Regions from separate parts of the Homo sapiens genome. Here region 1 is linked to region 2. A link is a loop called in an ENCODE intact Hi-C map of the cell type or tissue named here. Cell type or tissue: ascending aorta. All regions are shown on one strand. Each heading gives the region's core, and the rest is flanking DNA. Links, peaks and the distances in the headings are about the cores only.

The links. A loop is a pair of places that touch in the nucleus more often than their neighbours do. Peaks named below come from ENCODE experiments on the same cell type or tissue, not always from the same donor. Only the 100,000 strongest peaks of a DNase experiment are listed, where the experiment ranks them.
Region 1: it touches region 2 in a loop (5-fold over the local background); 5 of 110 quality-filtered maps call a loop at or near these places.

Annotation. Positions count from the first base shown.
Region 1 is chr2:40,347,929-40,350,849 of GRCh38, forward strand. All of the region lies in intron 2 of SLC8A1 (solute carrier family 8 member A1), which reads right to left. Among named protein-coding and RNA genes, the nearest start is that of SLC8A1, 100 kb to the right of the region's middle. In ascending aorta, for the core only: no CTCF peak of the experiment used is centred there; no DNase peak of the experiment used is centred there.
Region 2 is chr2:40,279,733-40,282,653 of GRCh38, forward strand. The region is part of intron 2 of SLC8A1 (solute carrier family 8 member A1); the gene reads right to left. Among named protein-coding and RNA genes, the nearest start is that of SLC8A1, 170 kb to the right of the region's middle. In ascending aorta, for the core only: no CTCF peak of the experiment used is centred there; a DNase peak (open chromatin) is centred at 1,749; H3K4me3 peaks cover 789 bases; H3K27ac peaks cover 1,714 bases.

The sequences.
Region 1 (2,921 bases), core at 108-2,607, 68 kb after region 2:
TAAGATGGCCCACTTGAAATTATAAGCAATTTAAATTAGAATTTTAAAAGCATATTCTCAGGTTTTAAAAAATCAGCTGTATTTGCTCCAGTGCTTCTTTATTTACTGAAGGAAGGAGGTCAGTAATTTGGGAGTCATAGAGAAGCTGAAGTGTGTTTCCTTCTTAATTTTTACATGGGCTGAAATGTTTTCAAGGGCTGGAAGACGGCGTGGTGACAGGAAGACAACGTGGTGTGCAGAGAGAAGATTGAACTGTACATGAAGAAATCTGAGTTCAAACTGCAGTTCCCACCAGCTGGAATCCACAGGGCAAGTCATTTAATTGCTCTGAAGACATAACCGCCTCCTCTCAAAATGAGGGGTTGGCTTAGCTAACTGCATAGGCTCCTTCCAGCTTTATATTTTGCTGGTCTTGAGAATTGTTAGGGAAGATCACAGTGACTCCAAAAAGAGAAGATCAGATCTCCTATCCCATCAAAGAACCTATCTACCGTTTCAGACATTTTAAATGCCAAACCCATACATCTAATAAAAAAGCTTTTTTTCTGAACTCTGGTTTTTAAAATGTATAACTTCAAGAAAAAGATAAATCTGCGCAAGAAACATATGACACAAATATAATGCATTTTATCAGCATATGTTCCATCCCTAGTGGTCACGTTTATTAGAGATTTAGGCTGAGCCAGGGTTGGCTGTGTTCTCAGAAGTACGGGGATGGGTCTTGCAGAACCTCTGCACTCCGGGGTCTCAGGGCAGCTAGTGCTGAAACGTGACCAGAAAGAGTGAGGACATGAAGAGTGCCATGTCTTGCCCTTAATGACTCTTGGTGGTTTCACCAGAAAGACAGAGGGAAGCGGTATTCAGTCTGGAGGAAAGAAGTGGGTCAGTCTCCCCACAGTCGTAACACATGCATCACAGTCCTCTTATGCTTTCATCTGTCAGGAATGGGCCTTCATGTTGTTGTTACACTTTGACCTAATGAAGAGAAAAATGACTCAGAATAAATGAATCTTCCCACTAATAAATGATTTCTTAATTTCGTGGTGCCATGGGCTTTTTTGAGAATCTGAGGAATGTGGCTCTTCTTCTCCCACAAAATACACATAAGCACAAAATTGTGCACACAGCTTCAAGGGCTTCCTAGACTCCTTCATGCCCATTCTCATTCTTCAGGGGCTAACAGGGAAAGAATCCTTCATCTAAATGAAGGAAAATTAAGAGTTTATGAAAACAGACACAATTTGAGCACATCACAAATGTGGTATAAGCCTGTTTTTCCATCAAATATGTCAAGTCTGAAAAAAACCGAAGACATGTCTTAATCAAATTTGTAGTCTCATCAGCATGGTGCCCTGCTCATTGGTTACAGTCGACACTTTGAATCATGGTCATTGAGAAAAGACAGAGTGGGCAGGAAGAGAAAGAGGCAAGGAAAAGGAATGATTTAAGGATTTCTGTGGAAAATGTTATTTCAAAAAAATACTTCTGAGGTTAAAGGGAAGCAGAATAAAAGACTTTCTAGTTACCAGTGAAGTCAGAGAGACACAAATATGAATCCTGCTCCTTCCTCATAGCAGCTAAATGACCTTGGGTAAGTTCCTCTCTGCACCTCAGCTGTTTTCTCTGTGAAATGGGGTTAATAAGAGTATCTACCTCACAGGGTTATTGTGAGGCTGGAAGGAGCTAATAGCTGAAAAGCATTTAGCACAGTGCCTGGCATGTAAGAAGTGTTCAGTAAGTGAGGTATTTATCAAGAATCAAAGCTGTGGCCTACTTAAGATGGTACTATCTGCAAAAGTGCCAGCCTTAAAAAGGATGTGAAAACTAAACCAATTTAGAAAAAATATCATCCTTTTAATATTAGAATTATACATAATTCTGAAAAACTTAAGATTAATTCACAAATCAAAAAAGCTTGAAGAAAGACAAAAAAAGAAATATGGTATTTATCCATAAATATAACATTGTTTCTATTTCCCTAAGAGGGGAATATAAGCAGTAATATTAATATTAAAATGGAGCTCCAAATTAATGGAAAGTATTCATTTCCAGAGATGACTAAAAATCAGAGATTAGAATTTCTGAGCTTTGCTGTAGACTATGCATTTTCCTAAACTCACAGCTTAGCCACCCTTTTATTAATTTTTTGTTGTTTTCCTTACTTGGATGTTTGTGTTTATGTGTTGCATGTCATATTTATATGATGTTTTAAAATCCATTTGATCTAAACAACTCAGAATTCTCTTAAAACTATCAACGACGCCATTTATCAGCTGGGTATGGTGGCTCATGCCTACAATCCCAGCACTTTGGGAGGTTGAGTGGGAAGGATAGCTTGAGCCCAGGAGTTCAAGACCAACCTGGGCAGCAAATGGAGACTCTGTCTCTACAAAAATTTAAATATTAGCTGACTGTGTTGGTGTAGGCCTGTAGTCCCAGCTACTCAGGAGGCTGAGGTGGGAGGATCACTTGAGCACAGAAGGTTGACGCTGCAATGAACTGTGATCGTGCCACTGCGGTCCAGCCTGGGTGACAGAGTTAAACTCTGTCCCCCTAAAAAAATGTCATTTATCAAATGGCATTTATCAAATTACAAATAATTTTTTGTGCATTTAAAATAGCCCCAAGCAAGCATTACTTCTCACGCACCCAGACAAGCAAAAAAAAAAAAAAAAAAAAAAAAAAAAAAAAAGGCATTTCCATGTATGGCTGAATTATTACTCTATGTGTAAATTTGTCTTAACATTAGCCTTATATAAGTATATCTTTTATTGTAAAAGCTAAAAGATGTTATAAATTATAAAAGCACAAAAACTGCCTGGCACGTCACTAATCTATGGAGTATAAGCTGCCATTTTTTGAGTGCCTAGAATGAGCCAGAATGTGTAGTAGGCACTCTATATAAATTATCTATAATTCTC
Region 2 (2,921 bases), core at 266-2,765:
GCAAAGTAAAATCTGTTACTAGGGTGAAAAGTTGGTACATTCTGTTTTTTTGAGGGGAGGTGAGCTCTCACGTGCCCCCAACATGCACAGTTCACTAAAAATCTGTAGCTCACCAATCTCCTATTGTATGCATTTGTTATTTAGTCTTCAGCTCTCCTACATTTTCTTTGTTTCTTTATCTATTAAACTTTTAAAAATTGTTCCCTGCCTCTTTTCCATTCTGATTTTAAAAATTCTGATTAATATACAATTGCATCTGTATTGGCAGACCATGTAGATACAGCATTTGTAAATTGCAAGCTATGGAGTACACTGAATACCATATTAAGGAGTTAGTGAAAATGAAAAGAACTTTAAACCCTAGCCTTTTAGATAGATTTCTGCTTTTAAAGATTATCTCTGGATTGCAAAAACAGACATGAATATTGATAGTGTAAACCTGACTAAAATATGACTCTAAAATATGAATGTCTGCCATTATAAAAGAATCTAATGATAAAACCTGAGGAAATAAACACTAAAAAAAAAAAAAAAAAAAAAAGGTTGTTTTCTCTTCCTTAAAAGTCCTGAAATTTAATTTTACCATTCTGTCACAGGATAAAACATCTGTCCTAATGGAAAAGTAACAAAAACCCATTTTCTGAAAAGCCCCACAGATAATTTTTCACATGAGTACATGGAAATATCTATTCCATTTTTGGATAACTATTCTTTCTTGATGTAAAACACTGGTGGTCAAAATATACAAATATCACATTTGCCTTCAATCATAAAACTCTGATAAGCACACAAATTGCAATACCATCATGCTAAATTAACTAATTCATTTATTAATCATTTTCTTTGAAAGCAGAGTGACATTCAGGCACTGGGAATGCTGAAATAAAAGATTGAATCCCTGCCTTCTGGGGTCTTACACTTCAGCAAAGAGGTCACACATCAATAATTAATATATGATGTCACAGATATAAATACAGAAATGAAGTAAAAAGAGACAATGAATCCAGACCAAAAGTTTCAAGAAAGGCTCCTAAGAAGAGGTGACATCTGAATGGAGTCTTTGAAGACCCTGTAACAATAGCCAGGCAAAGGTGCTCTAGGCAGGAAGAATGTTTTGTGCAAAAGCAGAGGTGGGTAAAACATGACTTCAGTTCTCTCAAATAGAATTAATCAATCTCTTTATACAGTAACTCAGCACGTTGTCTGTACTTCTGTTAGCATGAATAGAATGAATTTTTATTGCTTATCTTTCCTGGTGGACTGTAGCCTACTAGAAGCAGGCTGATACATCTTTGTACCTCCCATTTGTCTTGCACTTATAACTTGCCTGCTTAGTTTTGATGGAATGAGCCAATGAATGACAGTAAGATTTCACAAGAGTCACCTGTGAAACATACTTCACCAAAGCACCCATGGTAGCACTTATTAACAAACGGAGTTTACCAGGGATGGGGCAGAAGAAAGTCTTAGCTTTTCAAAGAATTTCATTCCTGAGACATTTTTGTGGTCATGTATTTAAAAAAAAAGGGTTGGGGGGGTGCTCTGAGAAATGTGCTCTCAGATGGCACAGCTGGAATGAGAGAAATGGGAACTGTTTTCCATTTTACATAGTTTCTGGAAAGGGCAATAAGAACAAAAAAAGCAACACTGTTGGTCAGCATTCTCAGTGCCTGAGTTGAAAGGTGCTATAAACAGAGAAAAGTCTCATAGGCCAACTCTATGCAGGCTATGTGCCAAGAATAGCTACAAAGTGGCAAGTTAAATCAGCCAGGGCTTGTGAGCTGTCTCAGGACTTGAGTCCCAACTTGCACTCGTGAAAGTTATGCTGCAAAGGGAGCTACCTTTCCCCAGCACTGCCTGGGGCCTTGGCAAGTCTAATGGAGAATGAGTTTGATTTCAAGCCCTGCTCCCTTCAGGCAACTTACAAAGAAAAGCTGTTAAGTCTGTGGAGCTGGGAATGTCTGGAAAGAGTGAAGACCCATCATTTAAAACTGATTTCTTTTTAAGGAAGTAGAGCAGAGAGCAGTGATTACTTCAACACCCATTCTCAGGGGAATTTCTGTAAGCCGGAATCAGCTAATGATGGTTAATAAAGGTAAATGTTCCCTGATTCTCAGGAAGTGATTCTTCATCCTGGGGCTTTTTGAAGACTCTGTCTTCACTTGAATTTTGGGTGGAATAAAGCCCTCCTGGATTTATCCTAATCTAATACTCAAAGTTGGTAGTTCACAGGAGTCTGTTTATTCTTCTAGAAAAGTATAACAGTGGATTAGCTACTGGCTTCTATCCCTTCAGCACAGCTCCCCCACACAAGAGCGTACCTTTAATGACTGATGCTGGTGTATCAAATTGTGTCCTCTCCTTCTAATAACAAAATAATGAAATACAGTAAAATGCCACTTTTTCTGACTTTTTTTTTCTTCTAGGACATGTATGTTTCTTACCTCATTCAGAGGCATGCTGGGAAATTTAACTAAATCTGAAAGAAAAACATTCTGTAAATCCTTAAGACTGGATTAGTAATAAGGAGTAATTTCTGATCTGGAATAAAATCCAGAATTCAGCTTGCTCACCCCAGACACAAAACACAATAAAAAGAATGGTTGTTACAGTTACTAAACGAAGGATCTTTTCACACTCAGCAAGGGTAAAGACTGTCTCTTCTGTATCTCTGTATTACCCAAGACATTGAGCATCCATCTTACTGATACAAAGGATGTCTAGTTTGAAAGTTTGCCTATGTACATTTGTTTACGCACTCAGGCATATACAGACTGCCAACTTTATTATTACCCAAGATTAAAAATAAAAAATAGACCTTGCTCTCAAGAGATTTCCTTTCCGTTAACTGCAATGCTAAGTGAGATGCATCAGTTTCATTTTTGCACGCTCCTTTGCTCCGTTTAGTACCGAAATAAAAA